4 separate regions of the Homo sapiens genome follow, and all the other regions are linked to region 1. A link is an interaction called in ENCODE POLR2A ChIA-PET data of the cell type or tissue named here. Cell type or tissue: OCI-LY7. All regions are shown on one strand. Each heading gives the region's core, and the rest is flanking DNA. Links, peaks and the distances in the headings are about the cores only. Region 1 overlaps CCDC191 (coiled-coil domain containing 191). Region 2 overlaps QTRT2 (queuine tRNA-ribosyltransferase accessory subunit 2). Region 3 overlaps QTRT2 (queuine tRNA-ribosyltransferase accessory subunit 2). Region 4 overlaps TIGIT (T cell immunoreceptor with Ig and ITIM domains).

Region 1 (6,252 bases), core at 774-5,773:
CCCTGGTTGGTAGACTAGGGGCAATAGGCTATACCATATAGCCTAGATGCAGTAGACTATACCATCCTGGTTTGTGTAAGTACACTCTACAGTGTTTACACAACAAAATCACCTATTTCTCAGAACAAATCCCCATTATTCAGCAATGCATGACTGTATATATATCTATATATGGATGTAGTAAGATACAGATATATAGTGACTTGTCTCTTCATGCCCTTTGTCCATTTTTCTATTTGATATCTTTTTCTTATTTATAAGAGTTCTTTATATTTTAAGACTATTGATGCTTTTATTATTATATATTGCAAACATTTTTTCCATTTTGTCATTTGTCTTTTTGGTTTAGTTATGGTGTTTGGTATTATACACAGTTGTTTAGTTTTTATAAAGTCAATCCTGTCGGCTTCTTCTTTTATCACTGCTCTTGTCATGTTTAGAAAACCTTGTGGAGAAGAGCTTCTACCCCCTCACCTCCACCCTCCACATAATGCTGTTAAGTACTTAATTCAGACATGTGAAATTAAATTGTGCACTAGAGGGTCCCCAGCCTTGCTTTTTACCCTGATTATTGCTAGCAAGTAGGCTAGTTTTAATTTAAGCTTATTCTCTGAGCAAGGGGGGATCAGGAAGATGCTTGTTGGGACTTATGTGTAACATTTTGGTCCCTTCCCCTAGGCAATGTATCTACCTTTATGGCAGATAATTTTGTCTCCATTGAGACCCAAGACAGACTTCTATCTTAAGAAAGAGCTGTATGGAACCTTTTACCTTACAAAGTGCCACTGTTCTTAAATGAAAAAAAAAAAAAAGTCAGCAGAAAGTATTTTTTACCTGTGCAAAACAGAAAAATTACTATATATATGTAGTAATTTATATATAGTAATATATATAGTAATTTATATATATAGTAATATATATAGTAATTTATATATATAGTAATATATATATAGTAATTTATATATATTTAGACTCAAGGGAACAAAAGACTCCAAATCTCTGAAATCAAGAACAAAAGACTTTATCAAGAAAGGACAGTATTGTTAAAAATGGAGCAAATGATAATAGAGGGCTACAATAGACCCTGTAGAGACTAAGTAAACTAATCTTTTTCCAGCGTGTACAGCAAAACATGACCAAGTGAAAATATAAAATCTTTAGTTAGATGCTCATTAATTATACAGTCATAGGAACTCATGTACTAAGAACACACAAACTGTACCTTGAATTTTTCCAAAATTATCAGTTAGCTAATAGGTGATTTTCTCTAATTAAGTCAGACCATTCACTCCTGCTCTATTAAGTACTATCTGTACCACTAAGCTTTTCCTTCATGTTCTTTATTTTCATGTTAAAAAGTTACCATGATCCAAAAGAAACCCTGTCGCTTTACTCAGGGCTTTGACACAGTCTTGCTAGGTTAATAAGGTGTCATTACCACCAAGTTTAAAAGAACCTAAAACATATACCCTGCTTGATATAAATTGCTTAAGCAGGTGTTCTCATGAATAAGTGTTCACTGACATTACTGAAATAAAAGGTTACTTTTAAAAGTGTTTAACATGTCAGAGTTTCCATATATCACATCTTTCATTTCAGTTGAGTCTATGGAAAGCATTTCTATAATCGTGAAAAATATTTTTGAGTCCCTAAGGATGGGGTCCTGTTAGAACAAGAAGCTTCTGATATTTAGATAGCTCATAGCATTTTTCTCTTTAAGCCATTGCAGATGGCAGAATCAAAAACTTAGACCTTAGAACATGGACTCAAACCATTCTAGAAGAGACACTTTAATATGACATTATTTTGGCCAAGATAGCTGTTTCTAAATAAAAATTCTTGTTTCCTTCCCCTCTGTATAGAACTTGTAATTGAGTATGGTACCTCAGTCTATTAAATGGGATTTATGTAATAAAGCTTTGAAAACTAGTGATATGCTAATACAAAATATTATTAGGTAACATTATTCTTATGTAATGCAGATATTTGCCCAGTGATCCTGAGCTTCCAAATATTTCCCACCCATAGATAGTTTGTAATGCAGATATTTGCCCAGTGATCCTGAGCTTCCAAATATTTCCCACCCATAGATAGTTCAGGAATAGCTGGAAACGGTTAGCTAGGCTTTAACGGGACCTTGATGCTGAAATAACTAAATATCCTATACTATGGCATATGATTAATTTACTAGTGTCAGGAGAGGCATTGAAAGAAAAGAGATATATTATTCATTTGTAAAGATATTCTTTGGTTTTCAGACATTCTCGAGAAAGAATATATCCTTTGCCACAACATCTTCAAATTTCCACTAAAATTCAGAGTCAATTTATGCATATTAAATTCATGTTTTTTATATATAAAATATATATATTTATATATATATATATATATATATATATATATCTGGAGTAACCTTGCCTAATTCACAAATGAACTGTCCAAATTAGAAATTTATAAGAGAAGATTTTTGCTATTACGAATGTCCTGGCCCATGGCAATGGTTCATACAGCTGTAGCCACTCTCCCAGTTTTCTTTTTTTTTGAGCCAGGGTCTCGCTGTGTTGCCCAGGCTGGAGTTCAGTAGCACAATCTCAGCCCACTGCAACCTCCACTTCCCAGGTTCAAGCGATTCTCCTGCATCAGCCTCCTGAGTAGCTGGGATTACAGGTGCGTACCACCATGCCTGGCCAACTTTTGTACCTTTAGTAGAGACAGGGTTTCACCATGTTGGCCAGGCTGATCTCAATCTCCTGACCTTAAGTCATCTGCCCATCTCGGCCTCCCAACGTGCTGGGATTACAGGCATGAGCCACCACAGCCGGCCACTCTCCCAGTTTTCATGGTGAGCAGCAATGCATGTTTTAAGAGTGGTGGCCTCTGAGGTAGCCAGGCCAGGAGCACAGACCACCTTTACCTGCAATACATGGCAGTTGTGCCATTAAACAAAACAATACTGACCTCATAAATGTTGGATTTCATCAGCACAGTCCTTTAAATAGTTGAGCTATAACATGTTTCTCTCTCTCAGGAGACTGCTGTGCCCCCTTTGTGGGAAAAGCCTCCCTTGGGAAGCAGTGGTTGTATGCTCAGTCCTCCCCTGGGAAGAACAACAACAGGCAACTTGCAGGGTTCCCTTCAGAATGTCTCTCTGAGTGCACCTGGCAATAAGCAGCACAAGACCCTGGGTGCTGAACCCTCTCAACAGCCTGGCAGCAACGAGACACTCAGAACTACCAGCCAGAAAGCAGAACCGCTTTGCTTGGGTCATTTCCACAACCGCCATGTCTTCCAGCAACAGCTGATTGAGAAGCAAAAGAAGAAACTTCAGGAACAGCAGAAAACAATTCTCGAGCTGAAGAAAAACCTGCAGCTGGCAGAGGCTCAGTGGGCAGCAGAGCATGCCTTAGCAGTCACAGAAGCACAGAGCCACCTGCTGTCAAAGCCCAGAGAAGAGGAACCAAGAACCTGCCAGATGCTTGTGAAGTATGTCTGTTCTATCAGAACTCGCTGGACTCATTTTAAGGGGTTTTTCACTTTGGGCTCCTGAGCTTCTTTGCCCTGCTTCTGAGCCCCATGATTGTTCCTTTTCCTTGATTTTGCACTCTCAAAGCAAAGAAGCCTAGTTATGACTAGTATATGACAGGCACAGATAGTCAAGGATGCCTGTAAGGATCCAGTTATACTGTTAGCATTTGGGTCACGGCTGCCTTTGAGGATCTCTGTTACTATGCCAGTTAAAGAGAAAAATGCTGTCTTGCTCTATTTCTGGGTTTCTAGCTATGTTAAGTGCTGAGAAGCCAAGTCAGACAACATCAGGTCCACATGGAGCAGCCCCTGGGCTGGCTTATTTCCTAGCTTAAATTTGTAGTTGTTAGGGATAAAACAAAACATCTTTGAGCCTCAAATAAGAGCCCAAGTTTCTCAAAAGCCACGTAAGATGGTTTCAGTTGTGCTTGAGACATACTCATTGCATGTGGTAAATGGTAGGATAAGATGTGGTGACACCTATGGATTTGAAGCATTAGGATGGGAGTCACAGTACCTGACTCACTGTGTAGACTCATGCCGATCACACAACCTTTCCATACCTCATTACACATATTTATGGAGTGGATATAATATGTAGTTATCTCAGAGAGTAGGGATTCATTAAGGTCTGTAAAAGGCTTTGAGCATCTCAGGTCAAAGGAGTTTGAAGGAAACTGGTTAGTAGTCTAAATTCCTTTCCTTTATTTTTTCCCTAGTTCACCTGTTGCTTCCCCTGGGACTGAAGGCAGAAGTGACTCCCGAAATTCTCTTTCTGGACTCAGAAGGAAACCAAAGCAATTGATGACACCGCATCCCATACTAAAAGGCAGGGCTGTCTCGGTGGTGGCCTTGGTGGTTGTTATCTTCTCTCCTAGAGTAGAATGTGTACACTGGGACTGAATTCTGGCAACTCTTGAGGTTTTGAGACTTGGCAGAACCTGACATCAAAAATCTCAGAATGGTAGACATGTGAGGAGTGGAGTACACCAGAGAGCCCCACTACTTTTTTCCTGCCCCTTTTGCCAACCTTTTTGGCATTCCCAGCCAACACACACACAAAAAAACATAGCTGAAAGGTATATCATTTTTCTGTAATTTGAGATTTGGATTGTGAAAAAAAAAGGAATAATTACACAAATGAGAAAACTCTGAGTAACTGCCAAGGACAAACACTGATAAAGGACACCTGTCATTGTACTTTGTTAATGTTCAAATTTGATCAGTTTACAGTAATCCAAGATAAGTTATTATTTTATAATATTATAACTTGTTGATAGGATTTTAGTAATAAAACCTACAAACCAGATATGTTAATTTGATAACATTTTTGATGCATCTAGAAACATTTATTTATTTGGTACAGGCAGGGTCTTCCTGTGTTGCCCAGGCTGGTCTCAAACTCCTGGCCTCAAGGAGTCCTCCCACCTCAACATCCCTAGGTGTTGGGATTATAGGCATGAACCACTGCACCTGGCCAGAAACCCTTATTTAAACTAAACTATACGAATAGAAGCATTCTTCAGAACCCACCTAGTGAATCTGCTAATTGTTTTTACTATATGCTTAGTCCTTCACTGTACTTATGTTTGCATGTGGTGGTTGGCACTTTGACAATTATATTGTGGTTTGTAAATTTGATTTTTTACCTGTGACAAGATTGCTGGTTTAACAAGAAGTAATTACAAATGAAAGACACTGTGCCTGCAGTCAATTCCTATTAATGAAGAAATTGGCAGTCTTTGCATTAACTATCTGCCAGGACAGCAATTTATGCTGTCTTTGCCTATCATTAAGCTTGGTCAGTAAATACCCAGTTAAGTATGATTATTTTTTTAAAATTATTGTTTGGTCAAGGAGTTAGCTATTTTAGAAGCCCAGTCTACTTTCAAGTAGTCTTTTGATGATTAGATCTAGAAAAGATGGGCAAAGGGCATATTACCAGAGACTCTGCTTCTTAGGGGTCTCTTACTTTAATCCCCTAGTCTATTTCTGCCTTCTTAGAGACAATTTCACTCTCGCCATCTGTGGCACTACCATTCTTTTTCAGCAAAGCAGACACTTAATAACTGTAAGAAATAGCCTGGTGAGTTTTTTGTTTATTAATTCTTAAAACTTGGACTTAAATTCTTTTCTCTAAAATATGGCACAAGGAACTGAAAGTAACTATTGGCTGGCTTAGGTGAGCAGAACTTGATACTCCTCCCATCCATGCCCCTCTTCCTATGAAAGCCCCAACTGATTATAGAGTCATATTATCAGACCATCTTGCACATTTGTTTCTTTTGGATCGATATTTAATAGCCTGTCAAGAACAGGAGTCTGACACTCAAATTCATTCAGATGCCAGTTCTCCAAATGCCTGGTACAATTCCATTTCCTGCCCATCTGTATATCCAGGCCTTAAAACTAGATTCAAATATATTCATCGTGACCCCAAACTTTAGTTTGTTTGTTGTTATTCTTATATATACAGACATATGTACAGTGACTTAAGAAAAATTAGCAGATTCAATAGGATTTGAGGAACGATTCTACTCTCAAAGTACTTGTTAGATGTAATTAAAGTTTTCTGCATTCATCAAACATATAATCAAATTAGAATTCTGGTTTCTGGGTTTCATATACTAAAAGTATCATCAAGGCACATTATAAATCAGTAAACAATTATTTTAATAAAAATGTAAACAAAATAATTAATTTATAAATTGTTCCTCATTGCTGAGG
Region 2 (6,252 bases), core at 783-5,782, 57 kb before region 1:
GCTCTGTAAGCAAAACAGAAAAATACATAACATAATAATGTGTCATTCTGTAAATACTCTGTACAACTGGAGCCCTCTTCTCCTCACCCAAATAAGTTACATCATGGTAAATGCTGTCTTGAATTACACCATTATTCAAGAGTTCTAACTAATTAGGCTAGGTTCATTAGCCAGAACGAAGGCCTTCAACTTGCTAGTGGTTCTGTGAGACATGAAACTGGCAAAGATCAACTCCTTCAGAATACTTGAATTTTCTTCCTTCTCTTGCCCCTTTAAAATCTCTGTTGTTAACACAACGCTGCAGACTATTATGTTAATTGGTCATATAGTAGGCTTTTCAATTAAGTATAAAGTCAGTATATACATTACACAAAATGATCTAACTTTAGTTCTGTTTCCATAAAGTAGTATTAGCAAGTATATGTGCAAAGGCAGAAAAAACTTTGAGGCTGGTGCATGATAACAGCTCCTGAACTCCAAATGCAGCTCTCACAGAACATTCCCCGCCCTGTCACCCCTGGGAGCAGTGGCGACATGGCAGTATGGGACTGTAGGTTTGGAGGAAAAGTGAAGCAGATCTAACATATAGGTCTGGCCTGTGGCTTCCAGATTAGGGCCAGAAGATGTATAATATTTGAAACCTCTCTTCTGATTTCATTATGAAAATCGACAATTTATATATATGAACAAAAAAAAATATTTCTCTTTTTTGCACCTAAGGTAACTAAGCTGCTGCCACAGTTGATACTTGAATCATTGGTTCTAACACTTACAGGGATGACAGCGTAAGCTGAGCCATGGCAGGAACCCCGTGGATATTATGCAGCGTGTGATGGGTGAGGTGTGGGGCGGAGCCAGTCTTGGTATACAGAAGGCAGCCTGGAATATCCATGGTGTGGTCCCCTGTTTTGCCCAGGTTTTTTATTTTTCCTAGGCGACAGCCATTAACTACCTTGGTAAGACTCAGCTTCATCCTAAGGGATTCTTCTAGGTCCTGTCAAGAAAAGAGCATTAAGTATAGAAGGAGCTTCACAACACCTAGAGGCCAAGCATTTTGCAAAAAAAAAAAATCTTCAGGAAAATGAATGATAGCATGCTTATTACTGCTTCCAGTCTAAATATTTTCATAGATATCAGGAACGGGGGAATGGGAAAAGACATAAAGAGAATAAGACATCTTCCCTAAGGTCCCAGAACCACATATTGGCATCAACTAATTTTAAATTTAGTCATGGAATTTTTGTCTGAGCTGATGAAAACCAAACAAATGAAAGAACAGAATTAGAAAGACTAATCATGGAAAGAATGCCATGAAGCCAAGGCTCTCTCAGCCTTGAAAATGTATACAGAGAACAGTAACACTGCTTAGGCCATACTGATTATTGATATAATCCACTTTTTTCTTTCTCCAATTTGAGGGAAGGCTAAGCAATATAGCAATTTTTTCCTAATAATGCTGTTAAGTGAAGAAAAGAGCATCCTGGTGTTTATGAAAATATATGGAAAAATAAATGTCAAAACATAAACAGATCTCTGAGGTCGGATTATTTCCCAATTTGTTCTTATATGGTATCCAAACAGAAGTGAGAAACTGTGTGGAGCATACACGCAATCCATAAGCAAAGTGTCATTACTTTTATAACTGGGAAAGACTAATATGTGTTTAAAGAAAAAAATAAAGATACACTTTCTAACTTCTATAGATATACAGGGAAAAAAAATCAGAAAACATTATCAATTACTTGTTGGGTGCTCCTAAATGATTTAGTATTCAGTGAAGCAAAATACTGGGTTCCACTTTTAAAATGCACTACAGAACTTGATAAGCACACACATCATCGGCTAAATGTCACCAGACATACCAACATTTTACAAATACTTCATTACATCTCTACAGCAAGTACCATATCTTCTGGAATTCTTAAAAACTGGGCCAGGCCCAGTTTTATTAGTTGACAAATGAGCTATCAGAGAGGATCCAATTTTCTTTTCTTTTCTCTCTTTCATTTTTTTTTGGACACAGAATCTCGCTCTGTCACCCAGGCTGGAGTGCAGTGAAGCGATCTCAGCTCACTGTAACCTCTGCTTCTCGGGTTCAAGAGATTCTCCTGCCTCAGCCTCCCAAGTAGTTGAGATTACAGGTGTGTGCCGCCATGCCCAGATGACTTTTGTATTTGTAGTAGAAATGGGGTTTCACCATGTTGGCCAGGCTGGTCTCGAACTCCTGACCTCAGGTGATCCGCCCACCTCAGCCTCCCAAAGTGCTGAGGTAACAAGCATGAGCCACTGTGCCCGGCCAGATCCCATTTTCTTAAGCATTATAGCATACCATACTCTGAAAGTCAACCATTGTTAAAATGTCACCAAATAAATAAGACATATCTATCATTAGTTAAATATATTCAAGAATAAAAACATTACTTTTTTTTAGGAGACATAAATTCTTAAATTTAAATAAAATAGCCATCTTTGTCATTAGAATCTTAGACATAAGAATAACTACTTTCTTAAAAAAAAAGAATAACTACTTTCTATATGGTCTAAGAAGAGATTTTATGCTAAACACAAATTATAAAAACTAATATAAGTGTTTGATGAAAGCCTGGTCAATTTTCTATAACTATGAGATCATTATTTCAAGTTATCACTAAGATAGAAACATACAAATAAGTGTCATTAGAACCCACATAAATGGAGACTGGTAAGGAAAAAAAGGTTATATTTTAATAAATAGTATAAAAGCTATTTTTTTACATACCCTATTGTTACACATTAAAACTGCTAAAACAAGAAGGTTCATTTAAGAAAACTGTAAAACTATACTTATAAGCTAATAAAAGCATACTGTAGAAAATATAAAAGAATTGTAATCTTTATTTATTTATCAGATAATACTGATTTCAAGTGATAAAAATGTATTTTATATTTTAAACCAACAGAGTTCTAATGTGAAATTTAAGACAGACTTTTGTAATCTAAGTAGCTCTGGAGAATTGAAGCAGGGGGAAGCACAAAGATGAGAAATGTACTTCAAAGCTTCATGAATCAATACCTGTTGTTCTGACTGAATATTGAAATCAACCAATATGGAACACTAGATTTCTTGAAACACAAATAAGAACTAATGAAAATTAAACGGACCAGAATTTTTAAATGCTGCAGTAACTTACGCATTTCCTACTATCACATACGTCTGAGAACGGAAGAAACTGTGTTGCCCGAAGCTATTTCAGAAAGGGCTAGAGACAAGAACTTGCTGGCTCCTCCAAAAATTCTATCTTACTCCAAAAATACTCTCTCATCTGAGCTGTGTAAAGTATGTAAAGAGTTTAAATGTACACACATGAACAGTGTTTTTTAAATTAAATTCATATAAAGGCACGAAGAACCTTCATTGGGTAAAACTAATACGTTTGAAAAATGAAGTATAGGATTCTAGAATGTTACTTTTATTATCTCTCCTCATCAAATTTATGCTCTCGTTTCTCCAGTTTATTAATAAATGACACAAATGACTGACAACCAAAGCTTCTGACAAGCATGAGATAATCTGCTTTTCCATGTTGTGTTAACTGAATTCCAGGTAAAAACAACAAACCCCATTGCTTTAGTAAAACTGTGCTTAATATCCCAGTATTGTATAATTACCATTAGACTTTAGAAATACTGAAAATAGTTTATAGAGTTCCATTACTACCAGAGACCCCTACCTGGGAATTCCTCATCACCACATCACCCCTTCTGCCATTTTATTGTAATCAGTCTGAGACTAGGCCTGCTTAGTCATAGGCTTGTCTAGAACCTGGGCCTCCTGCAAAAGGCCTGTATTCTTTTTATTCTTTTTTTTTTTTTTTTTTTTTTTGAGACAAGGTCTCACTCTATTGCCCAGGCTGGAGTGCAGTGGTGTAATCACGGCTTACTGTAGCCTTGACATCCCAGGCTCAAGTAACCTTCCCACCTCAGCCTCCTAAGTAGCTGAGACCACAGGTGCCCAACCACTGCACCTAACTAATTAAAAAACTTTTTTTGGAGAGATGGAGTCTCACTACGTTGCCCAGGCTGGTCTCAAACTCCTGCGCTCAAGTGATCCTCCTGCCTTGACCTCCCAAAGTGTTGGGATTACAGGCGTGAGCCACTGCACCCATCCAATTATGGCTTTTATGTGAGAGTAAATTTAACATGCTAGGAGATGCATTCAGATTTTTTTTTTTTTTTTTTTAGAATATCCTGCAGCATACCATGGCCACTGAAAATAACAAGATTTTTCAAAAGTATATGTGAAATCTATGAAACATCTTTTTGTTTTTTTCCCCTAGAACACACTGTGGAAAGTCATAAAAAGAAAGTGGCTTTGGTTGGGCACATTGGCTCACGCCTGTAATTCCAGCAGTTTGGGAGGCCAAGGTGGGCAGATCGCTTGAGCCCAGGAGTTCAAGAGCAGCCTGGGCAACACAATGAAACCCTGTCTCTACAAAAAATACAAAAACTAGCCAGGAATGGTGGCATGCACCTGTAGTCCTAGCTACTTGGGAATCTGAGGTAGGAAGATCCCTTAAGCCAGGGAGGCAGAGACTGCAGTGAGCCATGATCACGCCACTGGCACTCCAGCCTGGGCAACAGAGGGAGATCCTGTCTTAAAAACAAAGAAGAAGAAAAGAAAGAGAAAGAAAAGAGATAAAAGAAAGCAGCTGTCAAGTTCTTTAACCTGTGCCAACAGAATTACACAGGGGCTCAAAGATTAGCCACCTGCTGCTGCTCCCTCCAGTGCCTTACAGTCTTGTACTGCTTGGAGGGCTGGCTGGCCACTGGTAAGGGATTTAGGCTTCTGCCTGGTAAGCTGAGCCTGATCTTTTCTATATACCCAGCACAGAGCCATCACTCAGGGTCAGGCTCAAACCTATCAACCTCAGAGACTAAACAATAAAATCAGTATGCACAATTATTTACTCTGAGAATCGAAAAAAGCAAAGTGGATCAGTCAGTGGCATGTTTGCCCTATAGAATGCAATACATGAAGCCAAATATGCCATGCAAGCATAGAATCAGAATGGGAAGAAGAAGGTACATAAAGGCAACTAAAAGGAAACCCATCGGTTTTCTTAACACAGTACCCCCATTCACAGTTCTGCTTTCCAGTTTCAGTTACCCATGGACATCCGAGGTCCAAACATATTAAACGGAAAATTCCTGAAATAAACATAAGTTTGAAATTGCATGCCATTCTGAGTAGCATAATGAAATCTCTCACCATTTTGCTCTGTTCCACCCAGGACGTGAATCATCCCTTTGCCCAGCATCTTCACACTGTAGACGCCACTCGCCCCTTAGTTACTTAGGAGCTGTCACATTGATCAGATCAACCGTCACTGTATTGCAGTGCTTATGTTCAAGTTACCCTTATTTTACTTACGACTGGCCCCACAGCACAAGAGTTGTGATGCTGGCAATACGGATATGCCAAAGGGAAGCCATAAAGTGATCCCTTATGAGAAAAGGTTAAAGTTCTCCAACTAGGAAAAGAAAAAAGACTGTTTGCCGAGGTGACTAACATCTACTACTGTGCCTAATTAATAAATTAAACTTTATTATAGGTATGTATAGATAGGAAACATCATACTGTCTGTCTATTGTCTGTCTATCTATTTAGGGTTTGGATCTATCTAATCTATCTATCTAATCTATCTTATCTATCTATCTATCTATCTATCTATCTATCTATCTATCTATCTATCTACCTACCTACCTACCTACCTACCTATCTATCTGGGGTTTGGAACCATTTGCAGTTTCCAGCATCCACAAGGGGTCTTGGAACATATTCCCCACAGATAAGCGAAGATGACCAAACAACCAATCTCAGATTCTCCAAGGTTGGACACAAGGATTCTCTAAGAGTATAAAGGCAGCCAGACCTGGAAGCCCAGACCATTGGCTTCCAAGACTTACCTTTCTCTCAAAGACTTCTTAGTTTCATCCTTGTGTAAGGAAAGAATGAACATATTCTAGAAGTTCCCATCTTTTAACAAACGAGTCTCAAGTGTGATTAATCATCCACTCAGTCCTGAAGGCATCTTCTCTCTTCTTTCTCATCTCCCCTTCCCTCTCATCTCCCCTTCCCACTCTTTCCTCAACTGAAGAAACAACTTTCTTGATTCTTAACTGAAAGTCTGTAATTAGAGGTCCTTTGTAACTCTAAAGGACATTGGCCACCATGTTCTTAGAGGCAGAGATGGGCTCTCCTGTGATATAATG
Region 3 (6,252 bases), core at 707-5,706, 69 kb before region 1:
CACCCCACAACCAAACTTCTTAATATACATGCAGGAAAAAAGCATGAATATTCACATTAAGATAACAAACCATTAAAAAAAATGTGGGTAGCCTAATACGATATCAGCTGCATTCAGAAACTCAGAATTTGTAGCTTCAAATCTTGCAGATCGTCTTTTCTTATCAGCACAAGGTGAATCCTGCAATTTATGGAAACATAAGAACCAATCCTACTAGTGTTGTCAGTCCCCTCAATTTCAAAAATTGACACCACTCACTACCAGCCTCAAATCTAAGAGCTTCTTAAGTTCTTGTTGGTGGAGCTCATCTTCTCACTAGTCATCCCAGATCTGTCCTCAACTTTCCTCAATTTAAACCAGCATTCCATGTGACTTTACACTTGGTCTCCAGGTACCATATTATAACAACAATATTTGTAATTGGCACAAGAATGAGGGGAAACAGTATAATACTTGCTCTCACTTAGGAGGATCAAATAACATAATTCAAATGGCAATTATCCTCTACTCTACATTCTGAAATCAAGGCCAGGACAGCCTTGATGGAAACTCCCCTTACAGTCTGCCTCAGCACCTCAGCAGACTCAGCCCAGAAAGGACATAAACAAAACATCAAAGGCATGCCTATGCACAGACACTATTTAATATACAATCGGCCAGCACTCCTTCCCTGCATCCCTTGAGGCCAGCCTGTGTCCTAACCGAACACTGGCCTTGGCTTGTCCTCCGGCAGCTCTGCAGTGACTGATGACAGCAAGCGTAGTCTAGCCTCCAGGGTTGTTGGATTTCCTTGAAAACCATCCAGAAGGAAGCCACCCACAGGCCGCTTGGCTGTCTCTCGTGCTGACCTCAGCCTCTCTTCCATCACATCTCCACCTTCAATCACTCCAATGATCACACTCTTCTGAAGAACCTGAGGTAAGAAGGATGATATGTTTTTAACCATTTTCAGTATGAGACCTTTGTTTAAATGAACCTTACATGGAAGTCCAATGTATAGAAGAGACCTCAGTGAAGCTGCTGTAGTTGAAGCATTAAAGGGGATGGTGCTCCCTCCTCCCTAAGAACCTTTAAGGCTCTGAGGAACATACTTTGAAAAACATACTTTACCAATCAGGTAAGAAAAGACTGAGGAAAAAGATGCATTCAACATATGCAGTCTTGTTCTGGCTTAGATTAAATTAGATCAGGTGTGGTGGCTCAGGCCTGTAATCCCAGCACTTTGGGAAGCCGAGGCAGGAGGATCACTTGAGCCCAGGATTTCAAGACCAGCCTGGGCAACATAGCGACACCTGGTCTCTACAAAAAATAAAAAAACAAAATTAGCTGGGCACGGTGGCTTGTGCCTGTAGTCCCATCTATTCGGGAGGCTGAGGTGGGAGGGTGGCTTGAGCCCGGGAGGCGAAGGTTGCAGTAAGCTGAAACTGTGCCACTGCATTCCATCCAGGGTAAGAGAGTGAGACCATGTTTCAAGAAAAATAAGTAAATAAATAAAATGTACACTAAACAGGTTCAAGAGGAAAAGGACAAAATAAGAGTTTTAATTTGTGAAATGACTATCCAGGCCTGCTTTAGACTACCTCCAAGTCTCTTAGCTAGAGATAACTTTAGGAACTTAGAAACTGTTGAGACAACTGACTATCTACTCACAAACCAATAAAATAAAGACCACTACTACACACCATCCATTTTAAAAACAAATTCAATGGACCTAATAGCTAAACATAAAAAATATGGTTATACAAGTTTTAGAAGAATATATTGAGTATTTTTACAATCTTGGGGTAAGGAATGCCTTCCTAAACAAGCTAAAGCTTACAGGAAAAGGTTGACAAGTTTGAGTACAAAAACTTGCCAGGCATGGTGGCTCATGTCTGTAATCCCAGCAGGAGGCCGAGGCAGGTGGATCACTTGAGGTCAGGAGTTCAAGACCAGCCTGGCCAACACTGTGAAACCCCATCTCTACTAAAAATACAAAAATCAGCCGGGTGTGGCAGCATGCACCTGTAGTCCCAGTTACTCGGGAGGCTGAGGTGGGAGAATCGCTTGAGCCGAGGAGGAGGAGGCTGCGCTGAGTGGAGATTGCGCCACTGCACTCCAGCCTAGATGACAGGGCAAGGGTCTGTCTCAAAAAAAAAAAAAAAAAAAAAATCAGTAAAACTTCTCTACTAAAGTATACCATTAACAAAGGCAAAGGAGAACTTACTCTTTGGAGGAATATTTAAATATCTACAGCATAAAATGAGCTCCAACCAATACTCTAAAGAAATGAATGACAACCTCATAGAAATCTAGGTACAATACGTAAATATGAAATTCAAACAAATAAATGTGAATGCCCTATACACGTATGAAGAACTACTAAACCTTGTTAGTAAGGTAATGCAAAATTGGAAACAACGAGATACCATTTTTGCCCATATAATAACAAAAAGGTTAAAACATAGATAACAACATAGTAGAGGTGAAACTGTAAGGGAAATGGTACGTACATAACCTGATAAACACAGAGTAAAAATCATTTCAACGTCTTAGGAAGGAAAGTGGACAGCACTTATTGAAATGTCCAGCTTTTATCTATGGATCCTAAAATTCCACTTCTAACAATCTCTCCTATACTCATTCACATGTGCCAAGGTTTATTTACAAAGATGTTTAGAATAATGAAAAACTGGAAACAACCTAAATGTTTATCCATAGAGTAAAGGCTTACGTAGATCATAATATATACACAGTATGGCTTCCTACGCAGCTGTTTAAAAAGAATGCAGTAGATAATAGCAATATATGCATTTATAGAGAAAGAGTTTCAGGATATTGCTAAATGAAAAACAAGCAAATTGCTGAATATATGATCATACTGATGTAATACAGCCATGTATATCTATGTATTAATTATGTGTATGTAATTGCAAAAAATAAGTTTTGCAAGAAAATACACAAATCAACAATGGCTCTCCAGTAGAAGAAAGGGATGGAGAGGAGGCCTGGAACACTGTGAAGAGAGAATCTCACTCTTTAGTTTAAGCAGGAGGGACATAATCAGACTATTCCTCTAGAAAGAACACTTTGGCTGCCGTGTGAAAAATAAATTAAGGGTGAGTACGATTAAAGAATGGAATAGCAGACAACTTTAATGATCCAGGTGAAAGATGAGATGATCCGGACTAAGGCAGTGGCAGTGTGGATGAAGAGGAAAGATAAAACTTGAAACCTATCAGGAAGTAGGATCAACATAACTTGACTGATTAGTTGTCCAAGGAGAGGATAAAGACAAAGTCTCAAATGACTCCTGGCTCCTGTTTTGCAAGTACAGGTAGATGGTGATAAGAGCAAAAGGCAGGGACTCCTAGAAAAACAGTGGATGAAGCAAGATGATTACTCTGTTCTGTGTGTTCTGAATTTGAGGAATCAGCAGGATGTCCAAATGGCAATCTTAATTCAGCCACTGAACCTAAATGAACCTAAAGATAAGGCTATGTGTGATACAAACATGATTGCCCAGGCTAGAATGGCAGACACTTGGCATGATGCTACCACTCTCTACTCCTGATTCCACAGCAGATGTGACTAACAGATGACTCTCTTCTTGCTGCACCCGACCACCTCGGTTGAAACCATTCGCCATCCCTAACCCAGGTAATATATGGAGAAGAAAAGAAAGCCAAAAACCGAATCTTGGAGAGCTTCAATATTGAAGGGCATTCAGAATAAGAGGAGCCAGTCAATAAGACAGGGAGGGAATCATGGGAAAAGATGTATGCAGAAACACAAAGCAGAGAGTTACATAGGCCTGCCTGCTTATACGACTAGCATGACTATTCGGGAAACTCCCTTTCCTGGGTGTAAGAAGCACGATCATATAATTTATTATCTAAAATGGAAGAATGGGGGGGCACTATTAATAATCATGTCAAGACAATAATAAAGGGTATGGAGAGGGACTACACGTTTGACCAATAAATATGCATAAGTAAGGCCGGGCGCGGTGACTCACATCTATAATCCCAGCATTCGGGGAGGCTGAGGCAGGCGAATGAAAAGGTCAGGGGTTCAAGACCAGCCTGGCCAACACAGTGAAACCCCATCTCTACCAAAAAATACAGAAATTAGCCGGGTGTGGTGGCGTGTGCCTGTAGTCTTAGCTACTGAGGAAGCTGACACAGGAGAATCGCTTGAACCTGGGAGGCAGAGGTTGCAGTGAGCTGAGATCGCACCGCTGCACTCCAGCCTGGGCGACAAGAACAAAACTCCATCTCAAAAAAACAAACAAAACAAAACAAAAAAACCCCCACAAATATGCAGAAGTAATATGAAATGATGAGGCTGACTGCAACAACACAGATGAGGGACTTGAGGCTCATCTGACCTTTCTAATAATCATCTTTGTCACACTCGCTGTCCTGCTTTCTACTTACCCAAACATTACTAGTCCTACAAGGATAATGACTGGCTCAAAACAATTACTAGCAAGCCACCAACACTAACTGCCCAGACACACAGCAATGTCCCCACACCAAACTCTTGTTACATATACTGTGAATTCTATTCAGAATAACTATGTTTCCTCTAATTATTTCATTTATATTAACTTTATTAGCCAAATTATATTTTTATTGCTAAATTCAATATAATGATGTTCCTCAAACTCAATGCGCTTGCCATAGTGGGATGTGATCATCGCTCAGGATTACTCCACATACATGATCTCAAATATTAAAATTCTCTCCTCTGATCACTATCTTCTGTTCCCTCATCTCTACTGTTCTCTGAATCCTTTTCCCACTTAATTAACTCTGCTATCAGTATCCCTGATTTACCACTACAGCTTCATCTTCACCCCATCATAACCATTCACCATCAGCAAACATTTACTGAGGGCTTACAATATGTCAGATGAAACCCATTCGCCATCCCTAACCCAGGTAATATATGGAGAAGAAAAGAAAGCCAACAACCGAATCTTGGAGAGCTTCAATATTGAAGGGCATTCAGAATAAGAGGAACCAGTGAATAAGACAGGGAAGGCATTCTGCTGCATGATGAAGATACCCAACTTATACACAGAAATTGAGCTTAAAGAGGCCACAGTTTAATGAAGACAAATGCATAAAGAAATCATTGAAATACAATATGATTGGGGCTAAAATATAGCTACATACTAATTAAAGGGGTAGCAAAGAATGAATTGAATTCCCTGGAACTATCAGGAACCAGTTCTACAGAATGACACATGGCACTTCGGGAGGCCAAGGTGGGTGGATCACCTGAGATCAGGAGTTCAAGACCAGTCTGACCAACATCGTGAAACCTCGTCTCAGCTAAAAATACAAAAATTAGCCAGGCACGGTGGCGCATGCCTGTAATCCCAGCTACTTGGAGGCTGAGGCAGGAGAATTGCTTGAACCTGGAGTTGGAGGTTGCAGTGAGCCAAGACTGCCCCACTGCACTCTAGCCTGATAGGCTGAGCAATAGAGTGAGACTGTCTCAAAAGAAAAGAAAAAAAAAATGAATGATACATGGAATGAAATGAGCCTCATGTGGAAACAAAAGAGGGAATATAGCTAGAGATAAGAAAAGCAGAAACAAGAAACAGTCCAGAAGGAAATCCGTGTACAGAATGAAACAAGCTAATGCCTCAAGGAATTCCAAGCAACTCAGAAAGGTCAGAGTGCAAGTCACAGGAAAAAGTAGCCCACAGTGAGCTGGAGGAGTAGGTAGAGGCCACATCACAGCAGGCTGTCCATGCCATGTAAGAGTTGAAGTGGAGAGTCATTAAATTCTTTTAGGGAAGTGGGCAAGGAGCTCTTGTTTGTGCTTTACAAAGATCTTTTGGATAACAGGGCTGAAAGATGGATTGGATAAAAATGAGAATGGAGGCAGAGAGAAGAATTCAAAGGTAATTACATACGTAAGAGATGATGCAGTTACGGCTTAAGGTGGCAATAAGGAGGGGAAGATTCTAGACATATTTAGGCAAATGGAATCAAGGAAGAGTGAACAGTGGGATATTAAATGTGAATGAAAAAAAGGAGTCTTGAAAAGCTCAAATTTCTTAGCCAGGCACAGTGGCTCAAGCCTGTAATCCCAGCACTTTGGGAGGCAGAGGCGGGCAGATCATCTAAGGTCAAAAGTTCAAGACCAGCCTGGCTAACATGGTGAAACCCGGTCTCTACTAAAAATACAAAAATTAGCCGGGTGTGATGGTGCATGCCTGTAATATCAGCTATACGGGAGGCTGAGGCTGCAGAA
Region 4 (5,000 bases), core at 1-5,000, 290 kb before region 1:
TTAAAACATAAAAATTTATAGAAAGAAAAACGAATATTTTATTACACATAAAAATTATATGAAATTAACATTTTAGTGTTTATAAATAAAGGTTTGTTGGAACAGAGTCATAGTCATTCATTTGTATATAATCTATAGCACTTTCACACTACAATGGCAGAGTTGAATTGTTGCAACAGAGACCATATGACCTACAAACCCAAAAAGATATACTATCTGCCTCTTTACAGAGAAATTTTGCCAATCCCTGTACTGAATAATTTCCAAAATCCAATAGCTGATTATATTGACTTTTCTAGGGAAGATCCAGAGAACATCCCTTAAGATAATAGCAACAATAAAGGGGAAAAAGGAAAAAGAAAAAGAATATCCCTTTTACTAAGCTGGAAAAGAATGTGCTAGGGGAGCTCCAGCATCATTGAGAAGTTTGGTGGCATCTCTCCTCTATAGGCTAGGGCTAAAATAGGAGATGCTTTTACAGAACTGGATTCCTAGTAGCAATGAGGATGAGGAGATCCCAAAATAGTACAGAACAGATAGCAGCACTTAAAGAAACAAAATGGATGTAATTACTTCAATGGGAGCCAAGAAAGCCTGATCCATGGGAATATTAAAATGGTTAATAGAGCACAGTGTGCCCAGGAGAGATACAGCTGGGCAGCCAAGAAGGGTATTGCTTACATACATAATCAAAAGAGGTCAAGACTACAAGAGAGAAGGCTGAAGCCAGCCAACCCTGTGGAAAGTCAAGATCCTTTGTCCAGTGTTCATGTCTATGAGCACTACTTGAATGGATACCAGCCATTTGCCTCTTGGCTCTGCTCTCTAACCTTCTCCACCCTATTCTGTGCCCTATGAAGACTGTACTAAATGTACTACATCAATGAGTCCCCTTATCCTCCATCCTAAGTTTGAGGTCAGCCAATGCAAAGCAACAGTAGGGGAATGGAGAGAGGAATGAGATGAGGGTATGTAGTTCCCTTTGTTCTTTCTGCAGGGTGGCCTTGGACTGGTTGTGACCCTCCAGCAAAGACTACAGCACTTCTGAAGGAGACCCCTCCACATAACTCTCTCCTTCCAGGCTCCAATAATTAGCCCCTCCCCTACCCTTTGAAGAACTAGGAATGGTTACAGCACCTTGCTACTCCTCCTTGTGGTGTCCTTACATCCTACTAGACTTCTGGAAATCCTATTATTAAACTGTCTTCAAACAACCCAGTTTGAGTACTACATGTTCCCTGCTGGAACCCTGAATAATGCAACTATAAAATGCTTTGAGCAAGGAGAGAGAGACAGAAGACTGACAACTATATCCAAAGCACAGGAAAGATGCAGAGAGGACCCACACTACACAGGAAGCAGTGGAAATGTCAGAGAGGGCTGGGGAATCAAACACTGTAGAAAGGGAGCAACAGGACTCAATAGGTCTCTTCACCTTTTTCTCTTTCTCTACCCTCCAGATGACCAAAGTTAGTCCAGGTGCCCAGAATGAAAATTAACCAGTCTTGAATCCTTAACAGGAAAAGTTGTTCAGCTCCTTCTAAAGAGCCTTTGATTCTTTTATTCCAGACCATCAGGACACTGCTAACAGCAGAGAACCTGTTCACCAACCACCATAGCAGCTCCCTTCCCAGCTAAGAGATCAACTTTCATCTTCTTCACCTCCCCCCTCTATTCAATCATTTCTCTTGTCCTCACCTTCCCATAGAGGGTTCATTTCCTCATTATGTCTATTGTGATAGCCAACACATAAATGAAAATATTATAGATCATTGACTTTCCCAATAGCACCAGCCATGTCTCAGCCACTGCAGTTCAACCAGGCTGCAGAACTGAGTTGTTAATTGAATGGAATTAGAGTTGGAGGAAAAGTGGGTTAGGATCTCAGGTGGAGGGTCTGGGGTAAAGGTAGAAATTACAAACTTGTGTTTCCCAAAATATTTATGTGGTGACTTGAATTAAGGTGACCTGGGCTGAGCTGACTTAAAGGGCCCAAGAGATCAGACAAAACAAGGAGTGGAAATTCTTTCACTCCTCCCAATCAATACCAGTAGCTGATGACATAAATTTCACTGATATAATTCTTTGTTATTTATAAAGATTTTACATGAAATATGCCACTTGTTCATCACAACTCTATGATATAGAGTAAGCCGAATTATAATACAGCTATGGTTTTAATGTGTCCCCCAAAAGGCCATGTGTTGGAAACTTAATTACCATTGTAATAGTATTAAGTGGTAATGCTTTTAAGAGGTGATTAGGCCATGAAGATCTGCCCTCATGAAGGGATTAATGCCATTATCTCAGGAGTGGGTTAGGTATCATGGGAGTAAGTTCCTAATTAAAAGGATGAATTTGGCCTCATTTCTCTCTCTCTCTCACATGCATGCACTCATCACATGATGCCTTCTGCCGTGGGATGAACCTCGCCAAATACACCATGCTCCTGGACTTCCCAGCCTCCAGAACCATGAGCCAAATAAACTTCTTTTCTTTATAAATTTCCCAATAATTGTATTCTGTTACAGCGGCAGAAAATAGACTAAGACAAATCCCCATTTTATATATAAGGAAATGAAGACCTTGAAAGATTAAGTAACTTTCCTAAAAGCATACACTCAGTGCCAAAACTAGAAACTAGATCTTTCAATTCCCCATTCATTACTCTTTCAGCCACATAAGCTCTTAAGCTAAACAGAGGATTTACAACCTGCTGATCTTGCCATGCCCACTTTACCACCAATTTTTTTTTTTTTTTAGAGATAGAGTCTTGCTCTGTTGCCCACGCTGGAGTGCAGTCATAGCTCACTGCAGCCTTGAACTCCTAGAGTCAAGTGATCCTCCCGCCACAGTCTCCCGAGTGGGTGGAATTATGTCTATTGTGATAGCCAACACATAAATGAAAATATTACAGATCATTGACTTTCCCAATAGCACCAGCCATATCTGTGGCTTCTGAGGTGTGAGCCACAGCTCCTGGCCTAACCCTACATTTTTGGAGTGTTTATTTCTCATTCTACAGACATGCTGGGTAACCTAGCACTACCAGAGAGTTGTAATAATCAAAAGAGCTAATGTGCAGAAAGCTCTAGCATATATAGATGCCCACGATGCATCAAAATCATAGTAGATAAATTAAACTCTCAGAGCAGTGGCTTAAGGGATAAGCAGAAACCAGGAGTTACAAATGACAGCAAGATGGGTAGGAAACAGGTCCAGCTGTCCAGGGGGTCCCTCCCTATGAGAGGGACAACGGAAGAGCATAAATAACTGCACTAATAGGCAGAACAAATGCCAGGAAAAAGGCACAAAGAGCACTCGGGAAGATCACATCTGGGTCTCTCTCTGGGTGGAAAGAGAACCTGAAAGGACCCGGGTGCCAGACGTGGGGGTGCCCATGACTGCGGTGTGCAGCCGGAGCCATTACCTTTCTAGTCAACGCGACCACCACGATGACTGCTGTGCAGATGACCACCAGCGTCGCGGCCATGGCTCCAAGCAATGGAATCTGGAACCTGGCACCGTGCTCAGCCACTAGAGGGAGGACAAAACAGAGATGAGTGGCAGAAGCCAGAAGTGAAGCTGATTTCCCCAGGGCAGCCTGAGCTTCACGGCAGAGAGGGGAGGATTGGCCAAGCCCTTTGTGTAACCATGGGACTGGAGCCTTTAAGCCCAACACTTTGAACAGCAGAGTATCCATCTGGCCCATCATGAAATCAATGACTGATATTTTCAGCAGTGGTGTACCTTGTATATTTGATACCAGAGCAGGTCATTTTAACATTCGTTTCTTCTATTTGACAAAATCATTTTTGGTAATCATGAAATGAAACAAATAGTAGTTCCAGAAAAAAACTCAGAAAGTGAATATTTTCTTTTATTGAACTTCAAATATGAAATCATATCAATAAAAATATTTAATTCAAAATTAAAATAAAGTTAACATTAAATTACAAAAATGAAAAAAAGTATGTAACCTTTTCCCTTAAGCCTATAACACTTATTTCCAGCTAGGCTGTGAAACCCTGGAGGGCATGAGGCTCTGGACTCTTATCCTTTGCTGTTTTCTCAGCATCTGACACATAGCGAATGCTCAGTAAATATAAATATTTGTGGCATAAGTGAAATCATGAACTAGTGCATTTCATTAAGAGATAACATGTAAGTGGAAGCAAGAAGATGCAGGAGGGGAGTTTTGAAGAGATGAGTAAGATCTGACCCAAGAAGAATGTGAGAAAAAGAACACCATCACCCCCATGCATGCTGCGCTGTAGGTAGGTTTCCAGTCTGCCCCAGCAGCTCAGGTAGGGCTCAGGTATCCAGGGGAGTCTTCAAAGGATGCAGCAGAAGCCTCACATCTCATCCCTCTACCTAAGGGTCTGGGTTGCTAAAAGGTGGCTTAGGAATCCAATCCATAAGACAAGGGTGGTGCCTGCACAATTCAAATTCCCCAGAACATGTTCCTCCTGCCTTGAGGGACTCAGTCACAGTTGGCCAGGACGGCTTCTGGTTAGCCATAGCCATACAGTTAGCTCTGGAGTAAAGAGGACAGATGGAAAGCACAGGGGTCATAGAGAACACACTGCAGCAGGTAAGAGGGGCTGCAGAGGGCTATCCATAAAACCAGGAAAGGATATATGATCAGTTTGGGGACAGAGCCAGATTGGAGGCAGGGTTAGGCCTGGGTTCTCTTACACCTTGGGGACAGATGAAGATAGATGGAGTGAAAAGCATGTTGAGGTTTAGGGAAGATTATGATAATGAGTTTGGTTAGGTTTAAGGATAAGTTCGAGATACAATTGGGACCAGAGTGGAACTTGGGATATTAGATGTATCAATTTCATTTGGAATTTTTGGTTTGAAATAAAAGCACCAATGTCTCCATTCACAGTTATGGTCATAGAACAAAGATATCAAGGTCTTTGAAACAGAAGCAGCCCTGAGTAAGCATGACATCACTACATGCAGGGTGGGGAAGGGGCAGACTCTGTATAAGG

The links. ChIA-PET counts read pairs that join two places held together with the same protein. Peaks named below come from ENCODE experiments on the same cell type or tissue, not always from the same donor. Only the 100,000 strongest peaks of a DNase experiment are listed, where the experiment ranks them.
Region 2: POLR2A ChIA-PET joins it to region 1 with 5 read pairs; 6 of 35 experiments call an interaction of 5 or more read pairs at or near these places.
Region 3: POLR2A ChIA-PET joins it to region 1 with 6 read pairs; 3 of 35 experiments call an interaction of 5 or more read pairs at or near these places.
Region 4: POLR2A ChIA-PET joins it to region 1 with 8 read pairs; 2 of 35 experiments call an interaction of 5 or more read pairs at or near these places.

What each region holds. Positions count from the first base shown.
Region 1 is chr3:114,002,739-114,008,990 of GRCh38, reverse strand. CCDC191 (coiled-coil domain containing 191) reads left to right here. Exons shown (of 17, transcript NM_020817.2): 10 at 3,029-3,483; 11 at 4,245-4,354. The region is part of intron 1 of LOC105374048 (a long non-coding RNA gene); the gene reads right to left. Among named protein-coding and RNA genes, the nearest start is that of CCDC191, 51 kb to the left of the region's middle. RefSeq lists enhancers at 3,207-3,256, 3,487-3,616. In OCI-LY7, for the core only: a CTCF peak has its summit at 3,432 (motif pointing left); a DNase peak (open chromatin) is centred at 3,370; H3K4me3 peaks cover 1,810 bases; H3K27ac peaks cover 4,808 bases.
Region 2 is chr3:114,059,979-114,066,230 of GRCh38, reverse strand. QTRT2 (queuine tRNA-ribosyltransferase accessory subunit 2) reads right to left here. Exons shown (of 10, transcript NM_024638.4): 3 at 774-994; 4 at 1-3. The coding sequence starts at 973. Among named protein-coding and RNA genes, the nearest start is that of QTRT2, 6.4 kb to the right of the region's middle. In OCI-LY7, for the core only: no CTCF peak of the experiment used is centred there; no DNase peak of the experiment used is centred there.
Region 3 is chr3:114,071,404-114,077,655 of GRCh38, reverse strand. QTRT2 (queuine tRNA-ribosyltransferase accessory subunit 2) reads right to left here. Exons shown (of 10, transcript NM_024638.4): 7 at 714-913. Among named protein-coding and RNA genes, the nearest start is that of QTRT2, 18 kb to the right of the region's middle. In OCI-LY7, for the core only: no CTCF peak of the experiment used is centred there; no DNase peak of the experiment used is centred there.
Region 4 is chr3:114,298,134-114,303,133 of GRCh38, reverse strand. TIGIT (T cell immunoreceptor with Ig and ITIM domains) reads right to left here. Exons shown (of 4, transcript NM_173799.4): 3 at 3,431-3,537. Among named protein-coding and RNA genes, the nearest start is that of TIGIT, 6.6 kb to the right of the region's middle. RefSeq lists enhancers at 2,983-3,482, 3,483-3,984. In OCI-LY7, for the core only: CTCF peaks have their summits at 3,322 and 3,523 (motif pointing right); no DNase peak of the experiment used is centred there.